5 separate regions of the Homo sapiens genome follow, and regions 1, 2, 3 and 4 are each linked to region 5. Evidence: chromatin contacts called from ENCODE Hi-C or POLR2A ChIA-PET data. All regions are on one chromosome and are shown on one strand. Each heading gives the region's core, a stretch centred on a gene start or an enhancer-like site at or near the end of the contact. The rest is flanking DNA. Distances are from core to core; before and after follow the strand shown.

Evidence for each region. A loop is a pair of places that touch in the nucleus more often than their neighbours do. ChIA-PET counts read pairs that join two places held with the same protein, here RNA polymerase II (POLR2A). Pooled maps may share reads with other maps.
Region 1: a map with no recorded cell type shows a loop between it and region 5 (7-fold over the local background). The contact joins the enhancer-like site here to the promoter of TSC1 in region 5. A Hi-C loop is called at or near these places in 2 of 37 single-sample maps with no recorded cell type and 2 of 50 pooled maps. POLR2A ChIA-PET finds 5 or more read pairs at or near these places in 1 of 52 experiments (PC-9).
Region 2: a map of B cell shows a loop between it and region 5 (17-fold over the local background). The contact joins the promoter of MED27 here to the promoter of TSC1 in region 5. A Hi-C loop is called at or near these places in 2 of 168 maps with a recorded cell type or tissue (B cell and CD4-positive, alpha-beta T cell), 1 of 37 single-sample maps with no recorded cell type and 6 of 50 pooled maps.
Region 3: a loop to region 5 is called in a map of CD8-positive, alpha-beta T cell, with 3 times the contacts of the local background. The contact joins the promoter of CACFD1 here to the promoter of TSC1 in region 5. A Hi-C loop is called at or near these places in 1 of 168 maps with a recorded cell type or tissue (CD8-positive, alpha-beta T cell), 1 of 37 single-sample maps with no recorded cell type and 8 of 50 pooled maps. POLR2A ChIA-PET finds 5 or more read pairs at or near these places in 1 of 52 experiments (activated T-cell).
Region 4: a loop to region 5 is called in a pooled map, with 10 times the contacts of the local background. The contact joins the promoter of SLC2A6 here to the promoter of TSC1 in region 5. A Hi-C loop is called at or near these places in 7 of 50 pooled maps. POLR2A ChIA-PET finds 5 or more read pairs at or near these places in 2 of 52 experiments (B cell and HepG2).

Annotation. Positions count from the first base shown.
Region 1 is chr9:132,379,972-132,384,307 of GRCh38, forward strand. All of the region lies in intron 9 of TTF1 (transcription termination factor 1), which reads right to left. Among named protein-coding and RNA genes, the nearest start is that of TTF1, 25 kb to the right of the region's middle. RefSeq lists enhancers at 2,290-2,449, 3,867-3,916. Within about 2 kb of position 2,205, at least 6 of the 41 ENCODE cell types and tissues checked have a DNase peak (open chromatin) inside an H3K27ac peak, as active enhancers do.
Region 2 is chr9:132,076,943-132,081,909 of GRCh38, forward strand. It overlaps MED27 (mediator complex subunit 27), which reads right to left and starts at 2,925. Exons shown (of 8, transcript NM_004269.4): 1 at 2,700-2,925; 2 at 500-644. The coding sequence starts at 2,902. RefSeq lists an enhancer at 2,822-3,101.
Region 3 is chr9:133,457,324-133,462,246 of GRCh38, forward strand. CACFD1 (calcium channel flower domain containing 1) reads left to right here and starts at 2,655. Exons shown (of 5, transcript NM_017586.5): 1 at 2,655-2,864. The coding sequence starts at 2,744. ADAMTS13 (ADAM metallopeptidase with thrombospondin type 1 motif 13) reads left to right here. Exons shown (of 29, transcript NM_139027.6): 28 at 587-771; 29 at 1,651-2,063. The coding sequence ends at 1,857. RefSeq lists enhancers at 1-600, 124-418 and silencers at 2,251-2,470, 2,481-2,580, 2,871-3,170.
Region 4 is chr9:133,476,630-133,480,915 of GRCh38, forward strand. SLC2A6 (solute carrier family 2 member 6) reads right to left here and starts at 2,470. Exons shown (of 10, transcript NM_017585.4): 1 at 2,339-2,470; 2 at 1,625-1,787; 3 at 406-612. The coding sequence starts at 2,430. RefSeq lists enhancers at 2,000-2,059, 2,480-2,981 and a silencer at 2,220-2,869.
Region 5 is chr9:132,941,205-132,945,865 of GRCh38, forward strand. It overlaps TSC1 (TSC complex subunit 1), which reads right to left and starts at 3,412. Exons shown (of 23, transcript NM_000368.5): 1 at 3,339-3,412. It overlaps MIR548AW (microRNA 548aw), which reads left to right and starts at 4,503; the gene lies at 4,503-4,567. It also overlaps a transcript of GFI1B not described here. RefSeq lists silencers at 3,020-3,079, 3,140-3,199, 3,730-3,809 and enhancers at 3,284-4,017, 3,330-3,629, 3,990-4,129.

The sequences.
Region 1 (4,336 bases), core at 955-3,454, 560 kb before region 5:
GAGGTAAAAGATGATCAGATTCTTCCGACCTCTTCATCACAGCAACCACTAGCTGAGGACGTATGTGCCAGGTACCAGACAATGTCTCTTTCTCGCATTATCTTCTTTTTTTTTTTTGGATGGAGTCTCGCTCTGTCACCCAGGCTGGAGTGCAGAGGCACATTCTCAGTTCACTGCAACTTCTGCCTCCAAGGTTCAGGTTGTTCTCCTGGCTCAGCCTCCTGAGTAGCTGGGATTACAGGTGCCCACCACCACGCCCAGCTAAATTTTTGTATTTTTGTATTTTTAGTAAAGATAGGGCTTCACCATGCTGGCCAGACTGGTCTTGAACTCCTGACTTCAGGTGACCCACCTGCTTTGGCCTCCCAAAGTGCTGGGACTACAGGCATGAGCCACTGCACCTGGCCCATTATCTCCTTTAGCCTTCCTGACAGCCTATTAAACCATAATGCAGATGAGGAAACAAAGGCTCAGACAAATAGGGAACAACTGCCCACAGACTTTAAGTGGAGTCCCTGGACTCTATGCCAAATCTGTCTCACTCTGAAACCCCAGCTCTACGGCAGCCTGTGCCTTTTCCCTTCCCATAATGCTGTGCGCCCAACATGCTGCAGACCCAAGCCCATGCTTCAGGAAGCAACAAGAACTGATCTGGACGTTTTAAAACCAAGCAAGTGTTACACCTCATTAGGTGGAGATGCTATCCTTAAATCCTGCCTATATAATTCACAAAGTCTTTAAGAATCTGAGGAGACTGAACCTTCAATATAATTTTTACCATTTTGTTATTAAAACTTTGAGAGTACGTAGTATTTCAAATAGTATTTGACTAGATGCCATAATCTCTATCTTAGAGTTTTGAGATTCGTAAATCTGAAATAGGTAATCAGTTCATCAGTTACCCCCTACCTGGATTTTGTGGGGCCCTTTTATTTATTTTTATTTAATTTATTTTCTTGAGACAGGGTCTCACTCTGTCACCCAGGCTGGAATGCAGTGGCGTGATCTCGGGTCACTGCAACTTCTGGCTCCCAGGCTCAAGCGATCCTCCCACTTCAGCCTCCAGAGTAGCTGGGACAACAGGCATGTGTCACCACGTGCAGCTTAATAATCAGTTTTTAAACATGTAATTTTATTTAAAACCATAAAAACCCATTTTAGTTTTAAAAATCATGTGATCTGAAGAAATGTCACAAAGCATACACAAATTTAATGGAAAAGCTGAATTTTTTTTTTTTTTGAGATGGAGTCTGGCTCTGTGGCCCAGGCTGGAGTGCAGTGACGCAATCTCGGCTCACTGCAACCTCCTCCTCCTGGGTTCAAGCAATTCTGCCTCAGCCTCCCCAGTAGCTGGGATTACAGGTACCTGCTACCACGCCCAGCTAATTTTTGTATTTTAGTAGAGATGGGGTTTCACCATGTTGGGCAGGTTGGTCTCAAACTCCTGACCTCAAGCAATCCACCCGCCTTGGCCTCCCAAAGTGCTGGGATTACAGGCGTGAATCACCACGCCCGGCCGAAAAGTTGAATTTTTAAAAAGTGGTTTGACATTATAAAGGGCTTTGTCAATGTAAGTCGTTCTCAAGATGGGAGCTGGTGGGGTGCACATCAGCGTCACCTCCTTCAAAGCACCTGGCACCCTCCCTGCTTGGGGCCTATGATGCTGAAGAGTGGGCACCCTGCCCCTCAGATGAGCTAGAAAAGAAAAGACTTTGGGACCACGGCATGTATCTGTGAGTCCTGGCAGGGCCTGGACTAAGAATTTCCAATTCTCCACATTCAAGAAGGAAGAGACGGATTGTCCTTTCTTGTTTGGTTATAATCCCAAACCATAAATAACTAACCACCAGAACCAGTTTAAACCCTCCCTAATGGTTCCGCAGAATATTGACTAGAAACAAAACAAAATCTTTCCTAATGGACCAATGGCGACCTCACACCAGTAGCCACACTTCTGGAAGTCAGCCAGGCTGCAGCAGCCTCACCCCACTGTCTACCTTCCAAAACCAAAGGCCAAACAATCCCTCAACATCCCTGCATCTGAAAGTCACTGATCCCCGAGCCCCATGATGCTCGGCAACACGTAGAGGGCCTGTGCTCTGCAGCCCAGCTCTCCCTTGCGTAGCAAGCAGTAAGTTGAGATATCGAGAGTGGTGGGCCCTCCAATCGCAGGAACTGATTAAAATGCAAGAGCTATGTGCAGTGAAGGCTCACAGTGAAGGGAAAGAGAGACAGCTTATAAACACAAGAGCCATGTTCAATCTCACTTCTCACATGAGAAATGCAAATGAAAACCACAAGGAAACTGACAGAAGCTTAAAGAGGAACAGGATCTTTATATAGTCTTAAAATGTCTTCCCACAGCCATTTCTTACCACCAAAGGAAGAACCAGTATTTTTATACAGTGGGGAAAAGAGGCAGATGCTGCCTTAGCTAAATAATAAAAAAAAGTCAAAACGAGAATTATGTACCTTGTGACGTAATGCAGTGATAGCAAACATCAGGAATATGCTGTACTCCTGCCCGAAGGACACAGCCTGAATCTCCTCAAGAGGAAATACCAGACAAGTGCCAACTGCGGACATTCTACAAAACACCTAGCCTGTATTCCTCCAAAATTTCACTACCATCAACAGCAAAGATGGACGATCTTCATAGATTAAAAGACAGTAAGGAAGGCCGGGCATGGTGGCTCACGTCTGTAATCCCAGCACTTTGAGAGGGATTAAGGCCAGGAGTTCAAGCATAGCCTGGGCAACATGGCAAAACCCCATCTCTACTAAAAATACAAAAAAAAAAAAAAAAAAAAAAAGTCAGGTGTGGTGGCTCACGCCTGTAATCTCAGCAATTTGGGAGGCTGAGGTGGGTGGATCACTTGAGGTAAGGAGTTTGAGACCAGCCTGGCCAACATGGTGAAACCTTGTCTCTATTAAAAATACAAAAATTAGCCAGGTATGGTGGCAGGTACCTGTAATCCCAGCTATTCAGAGGCTGAGACAGGAGAACTGCTTGAACCCGGAAGGTGGAGGTTGCAGGGAACCGAGATCACGCTGTTGCACTCCAGCCTGGGCAACAAGAGTGAAAATCCGTCTCAAAAAAAAAAAAATTAACTAATTAAAAAAAAAACTAGCCAGGCAGGGTGGTGCATGCCTCTAATTCCAGCTATTTAGGTGGCTGAGGCACAAGAATTGCTTGAACCTGGGAGGCAGAGGGTGCAGTGAGCTGAGATCACACCATTGTAACTCCAGCCTGGGCAACAGAGTAAGACTCTTGTCTTCAAAAAAAAAAAAAAAAAGGACACTAAGGAAATGGAACAATTATTAAAGGGGGAAAATGCTATCAAGGACATTACTGGGACAACTGGTGAAATCTGAATGTGGACTATGTTTTAGAGGGTGTACTATATCAATGTGAAACTTCCTGATTCTCGATTGTACTATGGTTATGTAAAATAACATCCTTGCTTGGGAAGTGGTATCTGCCACTAACTCTTGAATGGTTATGGGAAAAACCGTATTCCCTTGGAGGAGGGAGAGAGGGATGATAAAGTGAACGTAGCAGAATGTTCAGAAGAGGCGACTATGGGTAAAGGGGATGCGGGGTTCTTTCTGTTACTCTTGCAACTTGTTTAGCTTTTTGAAGCCTTTAAGAGACTTTGCATACATTTCATTTGCCTTTCTTGGGTGTCTTCGGTGGCAGGTGGGCTGGAGGGAGGGCTGGTCTGATTTATTTGGTCCAGAGCACAGAGACTGGAAGTCTCGAATAAACACACACATTGCAGCTTTCCTGTTCTGTGGCGCTGGCACACCACCCTGCAACCACGCAGTGTTTCCTCACCCAAGACTGTATCTTGGCGCTTTCTTTGCCCCACCACCGAGGGGCTTTCTCATGATTTTTTGTAGCTATAAAGAATGTCACTATATGGGTAAAATACATATATAGCCAGTCCCCTATTAACAGGCCTTTTGCAGTCAGTTACTCTGTATACAAGTCATTTCATGTATGTGTGAAGTTGTTTTGTAGAATGTATTTCTAGAAATGGAATTACTAGAATTATTTGAATTTTGAATGGTACTAAGGCTGCAAAGTATGTAAAATTTACCAAAACAGATAACAGTAATTGGAGGGAGTGAATGTAGATGTTTAATAAGGACGGCTGGATTTTGACAGTTGCTGAACTGGGGTGATGGGTACATGAAGCTTCATTTATTTTGTATCTGTCTAAAATTTTCCTAATAAAGTTTCTGAAAAAAATAATTGGGCATTGCTAATAAAGCAGTACTTAGAAGAAAACATATGGCCTTAAATGTATATTACAAAGAAAGAAAAATGGAA
Region 2 (4,967 bases), core at 1,675-4,174, 860 kb before region 5:
TTAGGTGGCATCTAAGTAATTAGAGAGTCATCTAACAAACGGTATTCTAGTGATGCTCATCCATCTGTGACAGAGGAAAAGACAATACAAGAACATAATGTGCGCAGCTAAACATTTAGACACCTCCTGGGGGCCACAGATTCCTCTGCGAACCTGACAAAAGCTAGGAAGCCTTCCCTAGATATACATGCACATACCACAACATACTGCATATAATTTTAAGGGGTTCATAAGAGTTGCTCCCTATACCCAGTCTCCAGGTTAAATACACCTGAGTTAGAATTTTTAACATGTAATCACCTGAACATCATGAATCCCCAAAGACTTCAAAGGACTACAAAATAGGTTACAGAAAAATTCTACAACTTCCAACTCTATAACCCCATGCTGAATCAAGAACATAAAAAGCAATAAAAACATACTCTTGCTTTCTGCATGTATGGAATATAAGAAAACTTGGTTTTCCATATATTAGCTCCGTTTATTACATCTCCCTTACCTTGTTTGACCACTTATATGCTTGAAGGAGTTGACTATAGAGAGGAGTTTTGTCCTGCACAGGATCCAGGCTTAACAGCCCACTGTTATGAAGAGGATGGTTCTCAGATGGCTTGCCTACCAGATTGCTCAGACGTTCCAGCTCACTGAAAAGCAAAGAGACAAGGCAAATAAACCTAAGCCCATTTACACTCCAGGGTAAAGCCAGCCCCCAGGATCAAAGACTGCTCTTCAAACCATCCATCAGAAGTCCCTTAAGAAGAAATACTTTTTGAAAGGTTAAAAAATACTTGGGACACTTAAAAAAAAAAACCCTAAATGAGAGTTTATCTGACTTTAAAACAGAGCTTCTGGTGCCATTCCAAAGGAGGAAAAAAAAGGTAAGGGCAGTAGAATCAATAAGACCCCCATAATCAGAAATTAACAACTCAAATTCATCCCTGCAGTGGGGAGGAGACTTTCTGGAATTTTGAAATGTGGTATAACACTGCCTCTCACTAAGAGTTTTCAGACCCACGTGCAGATCATTACACTTGGCAGAACAGCAAGTACCTGATTAAATGATGATTATTTATCATTCACATAGGGATAGATTTGTACATGATGCTTCACAGATGGTAAAACTTAACAAAACAAAGAAGAGATAAAATAAACAAATGGAATGGGAAGACACCACTGAGGTGGCTGTGTCAAACAAACACACTTCAGTCTAGCAGGAAAACCCTAGAGAAGCTTGGGAAAGCGAGCCAACAAGAGCACATTCCAGGAGTACGTTCTGAGGGGCCAGTCCCAAACTGCCAACAAAAGACTCTCTAGGAACAGCTTCTTATGCCACATTCATTTTGGAATCATCAGCCACCTTCTTCTTGGCACTACTGTACAAAGATTTAAGAAGGCAAAAGGATAATGTCAGCACTCTTAAAGTTTCTATTTAAAATGGTGAAGGGTTATAATATCCTGAACATTACAAAGGGAAGTAACTCGGAGAGAAAATGGAAAGAAAACAGAAGATAGGGAAGAATAGCCAGTGCATCCCCTGAAGCAGAGAAAGTATTAACTGGTGCTCGGCGCGGTGCCAGAGAACAGCAAGCGGATGTGGGCGTTGAGGAGGGCTGTGTGATTTACGGCAACTACTTAGGGGGAAAACAAAAAGGCACCCATCATTTGGCCACCTCCTCCTCCTCCTCCTCCATCCTACCTCCTCTTTCCATCTGGTTACTAAGGAGACCAAGTTGAAAAAACAAAAATCCAACCAGTCCAGAAATCAAAGGATGACTAGCTCACCAAATGCTTTCCCCTACTCAGGTCAGTTCTGAGAAGTAAAAGGCAAAAATCCTGAAATTCTAACCTTCCTGGGAAGGACTGACTCTCTTATAAAACAGAAGGCAAGTTCAGGACCTAAGCAATCAAGAAGTGCCTACTATGTGCCAGGCCCTTTACAAACATCCTCTCATTTAATTCTTACAACACTTAAAAAGTGTAAGTGAAGAAGGTACTTTGTAAGGAAGAGGAGGAAAAGTGGAATCCTTAACCCTAAAAGACTACAAATTAAGAAGCAGGGGCGTTAAGCATAAGTAATTAAACTGGTTAAGAGATTAGAGAGTAGGTCTCTACTGCGGAAGGAACTCCCACAGGAGTGGGAGTGAGGAAACTGATCAGGTGGTTTGGGAGCGGTTAGGGGAAAAGGTGAAGACAGCTCAAGGCCTGGCCGGTCCGTCGTGGTTGCGGGTGGGTGGTGGTGGAACTGATGAAGTCCAAGTTCAGGGCCGGGGAATTGGGGCTAATCAGATCGGGTGCACTTGGGTTTGGAGCCGACTGACCAGGTCCTGTCTGTACTATTACTACATTCGGATCAGACGTGATGGGGCACAGAGGGCCTACAGGTGAGAAACCTGCCAAGCTCAGAGAAGTGGAAGTTCATGGGAAAAGCATGCCTCCTTGTTAGGAATGGAACCGCCACAGAAGAGGTCGAGGATGGCGGAAGACAAACAGGACCAGGAGGCCAGGAGAAGCAAGACGAGAAAGCGGGGATGGTGTTAAGATGTCCCTGAGGGACAGGCAGAGGCTTGGAGAACAAGAAGAGAAAGAACAGGGATCAAGGGAAACGGAGAACAGCCCCTGCCTGGGAAGACTCGAGCGACGTAGGGGCAGGGTCGGAGCGGGGCCGGTCCCCGACCCCGGCCCCTTCAGCCGGTACCTACTTGAGGTCCCGGTTGACCGAATGTAAGTTGTCCTGGAAGTGCGCAATAAAGGCCTTCTCCCGGCCCTCCAGCGTCTCCTTGTTCCGCATCCCATCCTTCAGGCAGTCGAACACCCTGCTCACGCTGGAGCGCAGCGCCTGGATGGCACTAATGGCCTGGGAAAAGGCCTCCAGGTTCACACTGACATTTATCACGTCCGCCATGTTGCCGCCGCCACAGCAGCTCTCCAAAGCCGGCTTCGCAAGCAAAAAAGCCGCGCTCGCTGATGACGTATCTCCGAAGACCTCTGGGAAATGCAGTTCGCGCGGGGCTACCCAGAAAGCACTTTCGAAAAAGGGTTTCCCCTTGAGCTAAACTAATGCATGGGCAGGAAAGTGATTTTTCTCAACTTGGGGAAGTCAGGTTGCACTCCCGGTTTGCTTAATGGTGACAAAGAAATACAGAAAGTTCCCGCATTTCCCCAAACTTGCACTCTGGGGAATCATAGGGAAAAGAATTGCTCAGAGCAATAGTGTAAAAAGGAAAGGAACATAGCCCATTCAATAAAATGAGTCCATATTCATAAATAAAGCGGGGAGAAGGAAAGTTTCTTCTTTCCAATAGAATGCCAGCTCATAAATGCAGAAAGAGTGATGGAATTAGAAAATTGCCATTTGACAGCCATTAGAATAATTGATTCAGATAGAAATCGATGGATGCTAAAACTAGTGGGTGAAAGTGTCAGAAAAATAACAGGCTTTTTAGGTAATCTCAAAGTATCGTCCCCCAAGATGCTTATTAATTAAGAAGAGGAAAATAATGATCCAGAGATTCCACTTCTGGGCATATACCCAAAAGAAGCGAAAGCAGGGACTCAATACCTGTACACATGTTCATAACAGCATTATTCACCAAATAGCCAAAAGGCAGGGGAAACCCAAGTGTCCATAAACTGATGAATAAACAAAGTGTGATACTGGCATACAATGAAAAATTCTTCAGGCTTAAGCAAGAAAATTCTGACATATGCTACCTGGAGGAAACTTGAAGACATTATGCTAAGTGAAATAAGCCAGTCACAAAAAAACAAAATTCTGTGTGACTCCACTTATATGAGGTGTTTAGGGTAGTCAAAATGTTAGAGACAGAAAGTAGAATGGTGGCTGGTTTACAGTGAACACACACCTCTGAAAATAACATACATAGCATAGAGGTTGTGGAAGAAAGAGAAGGTTTGGGATTTAAATAAAACCAACAAAATGTTGGCCAAATCTGGCTTTATGGAAAAATTCAATGTCTCTTTGTCCTGTTGGCTATAGACAGGTTTCTGAAAATTTATTATCTTTTTACTAAAGGGAACCTGCCCAAGTCCTCATGTTCTTTCCTTAGAGGAGCTGGGGTTGCATAGCTTGGAGCAGAGAAGAGGAGAGCAGGAGGCAGATCATGATTGTGACCTTCAACTCACCTTCATGTCAACCCAAGACAAGAGTCCTCCTTGGTTAACTAGTGGCAATAACAATAACCAGTTGTAGGAAGGCTGTAGAGAGGAAGATTTCAGCATAATATTGCAAAGGGCCATATTTAAGTCTGTACTTAAAGAGTACAGACTTGGAAAAGTTTTACAGCTGGATGGTGGTGATGGCCATACAACAATGTGATTGTACTTAATGCCACAGAACTGGACACTTAGAAACAGTGAAAATGGTTGATTTTATATTATGTATATTTTACCAAAAAATTTTAAACAATTCATTAATGTAAACATAAGGGGGGATGGATAGTGACTTAATAGTGACTTCACAGTGGAGAAACATGGCAGACACCAGCTTAACCAAAAGGCCAAGGTCAACATCACCAGTGACGGGACATGTTGTGCACCTCCTGATACAATGCACTGGAAAGAGCACAACATGACCTCCATGATATTCTTGCCAGCAGTGCATAACCTGAATCTAATCAGGACATCAATAGAACTCAAACTGAAAAACGTGACAAAATAACTGACTGACCTATACTTTTTCAAGAAATATCTGTGTCAGGCCATACACTGTGGCTCACACCTGTAATCCCAGCACTTTGGGAGGCCAAGGTGGGTGAATCATTTGAAGTCAGGAGTTCGAGACCAGCCTGGCCAACGTGGTGAAACCCCATCTCTACTAAAAAGACAAAAAATTAACTGGGCGTGGTGGTGGGCACCTGTAATCCCAGCTACTTGGGAGGCTGAGGCAGGAAAATTGCTTGAACCTGGGAGGTGGAGGTTGCAGTGAGCCAAGAGTGCATCATTGCACT
Region 3 (4,923 bases), core at 1,405-3,904, 520 kb after region 5:
CAACAGGGGCTTAGCCTCTGCAGAGACCTAGTGCGCCGCCTCCTTGCCCCAGACCTGCCCGGGCAGAGAGCCGTGTATGTGTCCCAGTGCACAGGCGCTGCTGGGCCCTGCCAAAAGGCCACAAGCCCACTGTCACCGTTCACATTGCTTCTCGCTTCCCGGCCCAGCCCCGCCCACACAGGCATCTGCCTTGAAAGAGGTGCAGGAGGTACAGGCAGGTGGGGGCTCCAGTGAGCTCTGAGGAACAGCAGTGGCCGCCATGGGTGGAGCCTATCTTTGTTGCCAGTTTCAGTGTTAAACACTCTTGCACGTGTGACATCATTGAGTCCTAAAGACCACTCTGCTCAGTGCATGCCATTGTTTCCTTCAGTTACAGAGGAGGGAACCAGAGCCCAGAACATTTAGCCTTTGCCTAAAGTCACTGGGCCAGGAAGTGGTAGAGGTGGGGTTCAGCAGGATTTGCCTGGGAACCCCAATATTGACCACAGTGCCATGCTGCCCTGCACGGCTCCCTGGCTGTGAGTTGTCCTGGCCTCTGGCACCACCGGTCTGTCTGGGTTCCTATGTCCCTATGTCCCACCTGCAGAATGTGACATGCAGCTCTTTGGGCCCTGGGGTGAAATCGTGAGCCCCTCGCTGAGTCCAGCCACGAGTAATGCAGGGGGCTGCCGGCTCTTCATTAATGTGGCTCCGCACGCACGGATTGCCATCCATGCCCTGGCCACCAACATGGGCGCTGGGACCGAGGGAGCCAATGCCAGCTACATCTTGGTGAGGCCCAGCATGGGGACTTGTGCTGTGATTCTGGACAGCTTTCCCTAGGGCGTGCAGGGCTAGGGGACCCCCTTCAGTTTATTTCAGACTAAAACCCTCAAAATCATTAGTGAAAGAATGGGAGAAGATAGCTTCCTCCACATATTCACCAAGAAATGTTTTTTGAGCTACCTACAAGAGTGAAATAGTGGCTCACAACTGTAATCCCAGCACTTTGGGAGGCCCAGGAGGGCAGATCACTCAAGGTCAGGAGTTCGAGACCAGCCTGGCCAACATGATGAAACCTTGTCTCTACTAAAAATAGAAAAAGTAGCCAGGCATGGTGGCGTGTGCCTGTAATCCCAGCTACTTGGGAGGCTGAGGCACAAGAATCACTTGAACCCGGGAGGTGGAGGTTGCACTAAGCCCAGATCGCACCACTGCACTCCAGCCTGGGCAACAGAGTGAGACTCTGTCTCAAAAAAAAAAAAAAAAAAAAAGCGAAATGGTAAAGAATGGTAAAGACCTTTCTGATGTAGACTGACAGCTAACCCAAGACTGAAGCATAATTTTACAGTCTGATATAACTTGGACAGAATAGCACCCTGCACCCTCCCCGAGGTTTCAAGTGTCCTGGGAGAACTGTGTTCTGCAGGGTATCAGCTTCCCCAGAGGAGGCAGCCTGGCCCCGCTCTGGCACCCTGACTGTGTGTCCTTGGGGAAGTGATGTAACGTCCCTGGACCTCGGTTTTCTGGGTAGAGTAATGGCGTATTCCTAGTAGGGCTTTGTAAGCATTAAATGTGATCCGGAATCTGTGAGCCCTTGCACACGAAGGCTTCCGTGAGTGCTAATTATTACTTGTGGCCGGTCCTTCTGGGCTGCCCCTTTTCTCTCAGATCCGGGACACCCACAGCTTGAGGACCACAGCGTTCCATGGGCAGCAGGTGCTCTACTGGGAGTCAGAGAGCAGCCAGGCTGAGATGGAGTTCAGCGAGGGCTTCCTGAAGGCTCAGGCCAGCCTGCGGGGCCAGTACTGGACCCTCCAATCATGGGTACCGGAGATGCAGGACCCTCAGTCCTGGAAGGGAAAGGAAGGAACCTGAGGGTCATTGAACATTTGTTCCGTGTCTGGCCAGCCCTGGAGGGTTGACCCCTGGTCTCAGTGCTTTCCAATTCGAACTTTTTCCAATCTTAGGTATCTACTTTAGAGTCTTCTCCAATGTCCAAAAGGCTAGGGGGTTGGAGGTGGGGACTCTGGAAAAGCAGCCCCCATTTCCTCGGGTACCAATAAATAAAACATGCAGGCTGACCGGCGTTTTTTTCTTATAAGCTGTCCAGACCTGGCTTGAAAACCCATCCCATGGCAAGGCAGGGATTCGCTGGCCGCGGTTGGCTCTATCTTGATCTGAGCAAGCCGCTGGACGTCCCTAGTTATCTTCTTCCTATCCAGGAAGAAAATCCAATCAGGATTCCACTCCGAGGATGGCGCATTAGCCAGCTCCCTGCGAAGCCCCACCCGTGTGTCCTGGTGTGAGGCTCTGACCGCTAAGGTGTCTGCGCGCCTCCAGGCCCCGCCCCCTATGCTAATAAGCGCCCGCCTCCTTTGGGAGCAAGTCGCCGCAAACTGCGAGCCCCCGCCCCCTACGCTAATGACGCCCGCCCCCCTCGGGCACACCTCTCCGATGCCTGCGAGCCCCGCCCCGTATGCTAACGAGCTCCCCACCCCCAGCTCCTCGCCGCAGCCTGCGGGTCCCGCCCCCTACAATAATGAGCACCTACCTCCCCTCAAACGCCCCTAGTCGCGGCATGAGGGTCCCGCTCACTATGTTAATGAGCACCCGCCTCCCTTCGGGCGCGCCTCGCCGCAGCCTGAAAGCCCCGCCCCCTATGCTAATATGCTCCCTCTCCCACAAGGCAGCGCGCCGGCTCGGACGCGGCCGGCTACCGAGCCCTTTGTGAGGGCTGTGAGCTGCGCCTGACGGTGGCACCATGAGCAGCTCAGGTGGGGCGCCCGGGGCGTCCGCCAGCTCTGCGCCGCCCGCGCAGGAAGAGGGCATGACGTGGTGGTACCGCTGGCTGTGTCGCCTGTCTGGGGTGCTGGGGGCAGTCTGTGAGTATCCAGTCGGGGAGAGGGGCCGGCCCCGCCGCGCATGCGCTCCTCGCCCTGCCCTGCCCCGCCCCGCCCCGGCGGCCCCAGGGGAAAGGACCCGCTGGGGGTCGGGGGTCTGCCGGGCGCCTCCCGGGGCGGAGGAATGGCGGGGCCGCCGGGAGCCGGCGTCCTGGGGTTGCCATGGTTACCCGCTCGGGCCTGGGCGCCTTGGTACCCCGGGCTGGGCTGGGCTGGCGCTTCTGGGAACATTCCCGGAGGGACCAGAAACCCCAGGGCGGGGGGGCGGCGGGGGCGGGGGTGGGGCACCGGCCTGGGGCACGTGACTGAGCCCTCCCCCCGCTCCCCAGGGGCTTTTGTGAGACTTTCTCGGTGATGCTCACGGGGCGCATGCCCACCTGGCCCGTACTAAAGCGTCAACTGTTGACTTGGGCGTAGGTGACGGCAGCCACATTGCTAACCTTTGGGCAAGGATTGTTTGTAAGGGAGGCGGGTGCACGGCTGGCTAGATTTCTGGCAGGAAGCCACTGGGCGGAAGTTTGCTGAGGGTCAGGTGGTGTCAGGGCACAGGTGGCCCCTGGGGCCGCGGGGCAGTGAGCTGAGGGCCCGGCCTCTCCCTGGGTCCTCTGTCCGCTCTCATATCTCCCCCGTTGCTGCTGCCTTAGCCGCCTGTCACCGGCCTTCCTCCCCTTCTCCGCACGCATCCCAGTCACAGACCCTGACCTTAGGCTGCCAGGGAAGCTAGGCTCTTAAGCACAGCCAGAAAAGGACAAAGAGGGAGGCAGGTCAGCTCCAGGAGTGAATGGAAGCCGTACAGCTGGCCTTCCAGGGAAAGACAAGTCTGTCTGAGTGATACCCTTTCCTTTCCTGTCTGCCCTCAATCTTGTGGATTACTGGAGTGGGCAAGGTCTTAGAGAATGTCTGTCGAGGATGTCTGCAGGTTTTAAACAGTGCCTGCCTGGCAGAGAGGGCTAGCTCTGGGCCTGGGCAGGGCAGGCCCCATCAGCAATCCTGCCAGAAGGACCACCTTTTCAGGGTCACCTTGGGTTCCACAGCCTTTCCAGGTGGGTAGAGGGTGGAGGGAGGTTGAGGCAGGAGGGTGCTGGGCTAGGAGTGTGCTGCCCTCGCTAGGCATGCCCTTATCCAGAGGCAACGGATACGGTAGGGCAGGCCCTACCCCCAAATCACAAAAAGGCCCCGAGTTTGTGTCACTGCTCTTCAGGGCAAGTACGCTTTTGACTTTGTAGGAGAGACTGGTGGGTTTGAAGTTAGGCATTGGATCCAGTCCTGTCATGTCTGGTTAGCTGTTTTCCCTGCAGATTAGGGTGGGCAGTGCAGTGGGGTGACATGGTCAGTGGTGAGAAAGGAAAGGTCCTGACTATGGCCTGTAGGCCACACCTCCTTCCTTCTTGGTCAGTGGCCCTGCCGACTCCCAGATTTGCTGTGGAGTCTTACTCAGTTCTGTGCCTCTCAAAGTGAGGTACCTCTGCCTTTCCTGGGAGTTCCTGGGGCTCTGTTGGGTCTACAGATGAAGCTTCAGGAGAAACTTGTGGCATTGCCCTGAGTTGTCAGTTGCATCTGCAGATTTTTGGGGGCATGGTTATGTGAACATCAAAATGCTGTATTACAGGGTAGAATGCAAAAATGCAGGGTGTTTTAGAGATGCGGCAGGAGTTCAGACAAGGGTTGTGTGCCGGGCTGGTCCTTGGGTAAGGTTTTCCTCCTCCAGGGTGAGGGGATCAGAGAGAGTACCTGGAGAGGGTCTACCCTGGGTCCTAAGAGCATCTGGAGGTGATACCTTGGGAGGGGACAGGATTGCATGGTGACAGCCCCCTCACGTGGAAGATATCAGCATTGAGGCCCCCAAGTGGACATCCTCCAGCCCTTTATTGCTAAAGGATTCCTGGCTGGAGCCTGCTGGTCTGGCTTGACACCTGGTCCTCCCCCAAGGCTGGCTGTGGGTTGGACAGCTGGGGTAGGGTTGGAGCTGGAGGCCAAATGCTGACTGCAGCAGGAAGCACAGCCGAGCTGTCAGGTGAGGCCAGGCACAGCAGAGAGGCAG
Region 4 (4,286 bases), core at 1,220-3,719, 530 kb after region 5:
CATGCCTCCCAGTGAGTTTTGTCTCCTCTGCTGGGCTCACCACCAGGCCCCGTGTGGAGTACCACATAAGATAAGAAGGTCCCGGGGAGGGTGTAGGGCAGGGACTTCCCTCTCCTACCCATTGCTCAATGCGGATTTTCTCCAATTGAGTAATACATCTGACCGGTCAAGAAACGGGGTAGAAGGCTTGGAAAGTCCAGAGTGGGGGCAGCTGGGGACCTGGAGACAATTTCCCCCAAATTAGCTGCCCTGCTGGGGGTGAGCTGAGGCGCCCTGGGCATCCGCAGGGAAGGCAAACAATTCTCATTGCCCAGAAGGCATGGAGGCTGGGAGGCCTTAGTCAGATGGAGGCTCAGCACCAATACAGAGGCATTGGGGCGCCTGGGTGGGAAGGCCTGGCCTTACCGGGATGCAGGCAGCTGTGAGCCCCCCGGCGAAGCCCGTCAGCGTCCTTCCGAGCAGCAGCATCCAGAGGCCGTGCGCACCCGCCATGAGCGCATAGCCGGCCGCCGACGGCACAGCTGAGAACATGATGCTCAGCTTCCGGCCCAGGAGGTCGTTGAGGATCATGGCACTCAGGCCTCCGGCCGCTGCTCCCAGGGTGAACACGGACTGCAGGGGAAGGGGGTGCAGGGCAGATATGTCTGGGCACTTGGCACCCCAATCTCATCAGAGTCCAGGGACAGCTTCTTCCCTAGGCCGACCCCAGGAGCTGGTCAAGCACTTGGCCAAGTCAAGCACTTGAAACAGGGAGCCTCCTGTCTTCAAGGAACAGCCATTTGTTAGGGATGCCCAAACGGGGAATTCTGCTCTAAGGAAGAGGTGCTGCGCCACATATCCACAGTGGTTCTGTCCAGCCTGATGTTTAAATGTCTAATATTTTAATACAGGAGAATTCTGTGACTTGAAGGTACTGGGCTTTAAGATTTGGAGGTTCTTAAGTTCCCTGTACAGCAGCAACTGGGACCCCCTCTGGACTCTGCTAACTGGTAGTGGGACCTGGGCACATTGCCCAGCCTGTCTGCACCTCAGTTTCTTCAGCTGTCTTATGGGGAGAGCGCAAGTTCTACCTCGTGGCGTTGGCCCTGAGAATCAATGAACGTTCAGTGCCCAACACATGCCTGGCACATAGGAAGTGCTCAGTAAACCTTGGGAATTTTTATCTTAACTACTATGTTAACAACTCTACATATGAGGCTATTAAGATTATAATTTTAGACTCTGGGACTCTGGGATCTTCCTCTCCATCAGCCCACAATCTGTCCTGCGGACTCTCCTTGCCCCAGCCAGTGCCTCTCCCCACTGACACCTGATACCCTTGCCCCCATCCAGCCAACTGTGGGTGTGGGGACCCGGGGAAGCCTCAGCCCCACCTAGTATAGACCCTGACAGCCACCTCCCCACCTGCTCCTTCCCTCACCCTCTCCACTGGCTTTCAGTTCCTCATTTCAGAGGAATCCTGTAGCTTTACCCCACCCACTAGTGGCCTGGATGGCTGGGGGAGGGGGGACCAGGGCCCTGGAGGGACCCCCAAGGTGGAGAATTTGGGAGGTTCCTAGCTGGAGATAAGGCTCAGCAGGTCCCTCCTTCCTGCACCCACCCTCCTCCAGAGGATGGTCCTTACCCCAAACCAGGATGCCTGGGATTTGGTCAGATGCAGGTCAGGATCCAAGGAGCGCTCCAGGGCTGGGATGACAGGGGATGTGTAGACCAGGGCATACCCAAAGCTGAAATTGCCGAGCACTGCGGCGAAGGTGGCCAGGAACACCCTTTTGTTCTGCAGGGTCCTGGTGATGGTGGCGGACAAAAAGACCAGGGTCTCTGAGTCCCTCCTCCAGGGACCATTGCCTTTTCTGAACCCAGTGGCTGCCCGGCTCAGCGGGCAGTGCTAGGGAGGCCTGGGTCCAAGGCCATTCACGTTCCCAGGGCCTGAGCCCCAGCTCCCCTGGGAAATTCCCAGGCCATTGTTAGCTCATCCGCAGTGGCTGAGCCTCTGGTGCTGGGGCCTTTTCTCCGGAAGAGGAGGCTCTGGTTCTGCCCCCAGGGCGGCGGCTGGAGGCTTGCTGTGTGACCTCAGGCAGAACCCCTGCTCGCTGGGGCCTCAGTCTCACTGTCTGTGGCAGTGGGGGGCTGGGCCCGGTACTCTCGTGGATCGTTCCTTCCCTTAGGGGGACCAGTTCCTTAAATAGGAGTAGCGTGTCTGGGACAGGAGGGAGCCAGATGGCCCCTCGGTGGCGACTAGGTCAGGGGAGGCCCAGGGCGGGAGCCTGCCGCCGGCTGGAGGGAACCAGGGCCACCCCCAGGCCCCACCCGCAGCCCCCAACCTAGCGACTCTCACCCGACCCGCGCCCTGTCCCCTGGCGACGGGGGCGGCTTCTCGGGGAAGGTGTCGTAGTCCGGGCCCTCGGCTCCCAGCAGCGGCTCCTGCATGGCCGGGTCTCTCTCGGGGCGAGCGGAGGGCGCTCAGACTGGAGCAGCCGCCCGGGGCCAGCAGCTCCGAGGGCACCGGCCAGGCTCCGCCCCTTGGCCGCTATTGGCTGTGGGACGGCCCTGCAGAGACACGCCGGCCAATGGGGCGGCCGCAGGCTGTCCTGATGCTCGGATGCGGACCCGGCTTCCCCGGGCGCGGCCGGCACCGCGTGCGCCCCCGAAGGTCACGCCCCAAGACAGGATGGGGGTCCCAGGGCGGAGCCCCTGCTGGATCGTCCGGGGCCCCCGCGGAGCGCCGGAAGCGGCTCACCCGGCCCGGCTCTTGCAGGCGTGACTGCGGCAATGCGCGCAGCCCCTGTCGTACTCGCTCCCGCGGGGTGGAAACCGAGGCCCAGAGAGGCGAAGCCGAGCGCCAGGGTCACAGCGAATGCGCACCTCGCTCCTCCTTACGCTCTAGCCCTCCCCGTCGCGTGGCGTCTCAGGGCCACCTCTGCCCTGGCTCTCCCTGGCACCAGGGAATCGGGGTGTGTCAGGGCAGCAGCGGATGTGCGGGACGAAGGAGGCAGGAGGGGCCGGCGAGGCGCTGTGGGCAGCTCCAGTGGGCGAGGTCTGTATCCTCCACCCCAGGCTCTGGTGGTAGAAATAACCTGAGCTCGTGACACGTAACCCAGGTAGTAAGATAACATTGAAAAATAAGAAAAGCAGAAATGGAAAATTCCCGGGAAGACCGTCCTCAAAAAATCCCACAGCAGTTCCACCTCTCCCTTTGGGCCTTTTCGGGAAGAGGACGGAATCACGCCCTGCTCTGTTGGATGGACGTGCCACACACGCTTTTAAACGGAGCCTTTGTTGCTGAGTATTTGGGTCATTTCCCATTTTAGCTATTAACATGGTAAAGCATTTTTAAAAGTTAGAATTCCCTTTTATTATGATTGAAATACAACCATAATAGAACAATAAAATCACATCCATCTCCCGTCAGCCTGACCTTGATGGCGTTTTAGCCTCTTCCAGTCTTTTCCTCATGTGCCTATTTTGCATATTTGCTATTGGGGCCCCCATTAAACTGTGCAGCCCCTTTACGTCACCGTTTTCTTGCCATCAAGATCATAGGCTTTGGACTCAGGCACACCCTGGTATGGTGATCAGGCTGCACAGTCCTCGTGGCCATATATATACGTATATACATATATATGTGTATGTATTTTTACATATCTATATGTGTATTTTTTTTTTTTTTTTTGAGACGGAGTCTCGCTCTGTTGGCCAGGCTGGAGTGCAGTGGCACGATCTCAGCTTACTGCAACTTCCACCTCCCGAGTTCAAGCGATTCTCCTGCCTCAGCCTCCCAAGTAGCTGGGATTACAGGCATGTGCCACCACGCCCGGCTAATTTTTGTATTTTTAGTGGAGACGGGGTTTCACCATGTTGGCCAGCTTGGTCTTGAACTCCTGACCTTGTGATCCTTCCGCTTCAGCCTCACAAAGTGCTGGGATTACAGGCGTGAGTCACCGCACCCGGCCTTCTCTTTTTTTAAAATGTATTTTTTTTCTTTTAAAATCAACTTTAGGCCAGGTGCAGTGGTGTGTGCCTGTAATCCCAGCATTTAGGAGGCCAAGGTAGGAGAATTGCTTGATGCCAGGAGTCTGACACCAGCCTGGGCAACAAAGTGACCCTGTCTCTACAAAAAGCTAAAAAAGTTGTCCAGGTGTGATGGCAAGTGCCTGTGGCCCCAGCTACTCGGAAGGCAGAGGTGGGAAGATTGCTTGAGCCCAGGAGTTTGAGGCTGCGGTGAGCTGTGATCACACCACAGCACTCCAGCCTGGGTGACAGAGGGAGAGCCTTCTTGAAAAAAT
Region 5 (4,661 bases), core at 2,162-4,661:
CTGATTCCATGTTCATAATAAAAGTTAGCACTGAACGAGAGAAAGGACAAGAAGAAACTGACAAGGTCCTGAGACAGTGTATTTTATACACAGTATATAAAATTTGCATTTTTATTCTCTCCCATGAAAACAGACATAAAGTTACTAATTTCTAGCAACTACAGTCTTAAAAAGTAAACCAGAGAAAGAATAATCTCAAACTGCTGACAGTTTACCTCTTTCAGATGAATTTAAATGGAGAATGAGTATTTCATGCTACCCAAATTATATTAGTTACCAATTCATGATCTGAGATTAAAAAAAACAAACTCAGTGTTTGAGTGTATACTACATATACACATTTCAAGCAAACAGCCACAGATTTTAACGCTATTAAGTACACTTTTCTTTCACGCCTTCAGCTACTTAAATGACAAAACCAATGCAAAGACTAACCTTTCAGAGATTTATAATATGGGAAACTTATAGGGAATTACCTTTTCAAAGAGTATTATGATGTAAAGGAAAGGATAAATGATAAACAGATCTTCACCCAACAGGGTAGGCTCAAAGTCACCAATTTGCTTGGTTTTTATAAAACCATTAACAGGTTGACTCAATCGATTTAGTCAGAATATTTAAATGACACCCCAAAGGACTTTAAATCACAGAAATGTAGGCCTAGAAATACTCATTAATTTACATTCCAACTTTTACTTCACAGATGAAGACACAGGCTCACAGAACTTAAGTGACCCACTGAAGGTCAAAAGCTATCTGACTCTCTAGAAAAGCCTGAAATGGTTGAGATATTGCTATATTTGGCTCATCGGCATTCAAGAATATCCAATTAATTCCAGGAAAAGCTAATTTTAGTTCACTATGGCCCTGGAACCCAGAAATAAACATACCTGTAGCCAAACAAACTTCAAATGAAGACAGAGCTATAAGAACAAGTCAGCTCTAATTCAGAGCCCAAAATTCACCCACCACTACACAAATAAAAGGCTACAAGCTATTTTAAGAAATACCTCTGTGATAAATAATAAATGAAAATAGCCAGAATGATACTTGAAGCCAGTGGTCCTCAACCTCCGGTGCACATAAGAATCAGTCTTCTTCCAAAATATATATACAAGGTGTCCGAATATGTAGGTCTACCTAGTATAGTGCCAAATATCTGTACATCAAGGTTCTCATGAGCACTAGGGTTTCAGATCTCGTTTCCACCAAGTTCATTATTCTGCAAACATTACATATAGAGGTATATATTAGATTTGCCCTAGTAAGACTGTTAAGTTTCATCTCACGAATGAAACCAGGCATGCACAGAAGGCATCATATTACACCACAACAGTAGCAGTATCAGTTTTTACTCTTAACCCAGTGAGGAAGAGGACAACTGAGTCACAGGACCTGAAGCACTCTAATTTTATGGAAACAAGAAGGCTGGTAGCCACCTGCTTTCTAACCAGGAATTTAGGAACGTACCAAGTGTTTATGACACCAGGAAATGCATGCAGCAGAGAAAGTTTACATCATCTGCCCTTCTAGGCACGTGATATAAGAGTGTTTTGGATAAGATATTAACTTTAGTAAGAGGATATTTTCCGTTTACATCTTCTATAAATACCCCTTAAGTTTACACCAGGTGGTTAGAGGAAGATTCTGCAGCTCCCTAGGGCAATAGCAAAGAATGTTTCACTGTTTCTGAGGAGCCTCATTTGCCTGATGCATGACTGTTAAAGGTGCATTTCCCTACACAACCCTAAATCAGTTTTCACATTTGCATATTCCAGATTTACTCAGGAATGTTCAATTTAAGAATCACAGGTGGTTGCTCGGTAAATCAAAGGCTCCCCAAAGATTAGGTTTTATAATGCTTCCTGAAATTTACAGCTCCACTTTGCCGGCCTGTTTGAATTCAGATGACTCCAAGTTGATCCCAAAATTATAAATCAAAGTATCTCAGAAGAGTATTATTCTATTTTAGCACTTTTATAGCTTACTCTATGCAACGTGAAGTGTTATTTGTATGCTTTCTATTTAAAAAAAAAAAAAAGCCAGCAAGGATTTTAGCAGGACTTCTTTCTTCAGTAAACTCATCAGTTTTATTAAACTATCAAATACTTTTTAGCCTAATTTAGACTAACAAGTTCACATGCACAACACTGCCATCCCAAACAAAAGCTAAGGCGGATAAGCCAAGTGCATCCCCCCACTTCAACATTAAACAGACACACGTGCATAAACCTTGGCTAAATGATAAATTTTAATCACTTACAGGCCAGCTTTGATCAAATAACAGATAAATTTAAGAGTCATATCTTTGGAGTCAGTCAGATCCCAGCAGTTCCAGTCCTGGCTCAGATACAATTGGGGTGTGAACTTAGGCAAAGTACCCTGCTCTCTCCGGGCCTCAGTTTCTTCATTTGAGAAGATTGGAGGTGTTAACAGTGGCTGCCTCTTCTCTTTGTCGTGAGGACCAAAGGAGATAATGACTGCCAAGCACTTTCACAGTGCCTGGCACACAGAGAGCACTCCATTAACGTTAGCTGTTGTTCTTAGGAGGACCGCGTCCCCTCCCAAGTCCTCACCACACATCCAAAACACACAAAGCAAAACTCTTTAACAGGAAACACAAAGAAAGAGCTTTAATTCTACAAGGTCCCTCCGATTGCAGGCTCTTCATCCTCCAGTTCCTCAAATGAATGAATGAACGCCTAGGAGGGGCTCTGCAAATAGCTGTCTCTTAGGAATCCCCTTTGCCCACTTTAAGGTAACTGTCTTTCACCACCAATTAAACACCCACAAGTACACCCAGAGCGAGTCATGCAAATTTCAGCGGAGACACCGAATCCAGGCGAGTCCTTGATCCCCACAGGCGACCTCCATTCATTCTCCACGCCCCTATACCCCGACCCCTCTCTTTAAGTTCTGGGACCAGCCCCACCCTCGCGACCCTTCCCCTCCCGCCAAGCGTCTCTACCCTGCCCTCCGCACCTAGCGTGAACCTGTCACCCCACCAAGTGAGGGACTGACGAAGGGGCCCACCTCGCCCCTGCCCGAGGGACCGAGGCCCAGGGTGCAGCCGTCCCCTCGGGGGCCAAGGAGGGGCGAAGTGCTCCGTCCGGCTCGCCTCTCCTCCCCAGGGACCCGCCAGTCCCGGCCGGGCCAGCCGGAGATAGCGTGTAATAAGAGGGAGGGGAGAGCTCTCCGAACCCCCCTTCCCCGGGATCCCTACCAAGCAAGTGAGTCTCTTGCTCCAGCCCCTCCGAGCCTCCCCGGCTGGAGTCATGGTGCCGGGGCTGCCCCAGGAAGCCCCCATAAAAAGGAGGGGGAGACACCCCCATACTCACCCACCGTCTCCTCCCCCTCAGCTGTTTACCTCACAGTCCCTCCAGCCTACAGGGCGCCGCCATCTTGGACGTACAGCACCTCCCCCGTCGTGAAAGGGCCAAGGCCGACGGCGGCCTCCGCCACGAAAAAGAGTCCCCCTCCGGACCTCCCCTCCTTCTCGAAAGGAAGGATAGACGGCCGCGCTCGGCAGCCCCGCCGGAAGGAAGAGGCTCTTCCACTCATAACTGACGATGTGGGTTGGACGAGAAAAAAAGTAAGGAGGGTTTTTATGGAGGGGGGCGGGGCCGGGCGGAAGGATCCGAAAGGAGGCTGCGAAGAGATCTTGTGACTCCGCGAAGGAGGCAAAAAGAAGGGCCGGCGCGGCGGGAGGAGCCACGCGAGAGCCCGAGGGGGCGGGGCGGGCGGTCACGTGACTGGCGGGCGGGGGGACGCGGCGGAGAGGCGTAAACAAGCTGGCGGCGCCTGGGTGTGGTTGGAGCGCCCTGCCCCTGCCCCCCGAGTCGTTTCTGCCCTTCGCTTGCGTGGCGCCCTCCGAGGGTCTCTCTGTGGGCGGCCTCAGAGCAGCGATCCTGTTTCCCAAGGAGCTGCTGGGGCCCGCGTGGGTGAAGGGCCTGCTTGGGAGCTTTGGAGTTGCAGCTCACCTGGGAAGGGGCGGAAAGCTGCGGGCCAGGGCAGCCCTCCTTCCTGGGCTAAACATTTTCAGAAGCCCGCCTCCGGGATTGCGGGGGACCCCCCTGGCTTCTGCCTTCAAGTAGCTCACACTTCACACCTACTCATGACATCTAGGGGAAACCAGCCCTAATAGGAGACAGCTTGAAAATCAGAACGCCTTATTCCGTTTCCTGCTGAAACAAGGCTTTAAGTCCTCCAAGCCTCAGTTTCTTCCTCTGTGAAATGGGCATAATGACATCTGTGACGTGAAGAATCAAGGAGATGAAGTATGGACAGCGTTTAGCCCAGAGTCCTGCGCCTAGTAAATGCTCACTCACTAGATAGGTGGCCTTTATTGCGAGGCTGAGTATGATGGGCTCCATCCAGCACGAACACAAAGCCCTGTGAGAGGAGGCAGAGTGAGATGAAGTCGAACTGTGGGATATGAAAGGCATTTTGAAGGAGTAGGCATCAGGTTGGGTTTTAAAGGAAATGTAGGTTTTGTGAAATACTAGGTCGGTGCAAAAGTCATCACGGTTTTTACCATTAAAACCGCGATGACTTTTGCATCAACCTAATAGAACCAGGCGAGGCGGCTCGGGAGAGAAGGCCATTCCAGGCAGAGGGAACCAAAGGAGCAAGAGCCTAGGGGCAAAAAAGTGTTGGGTGAG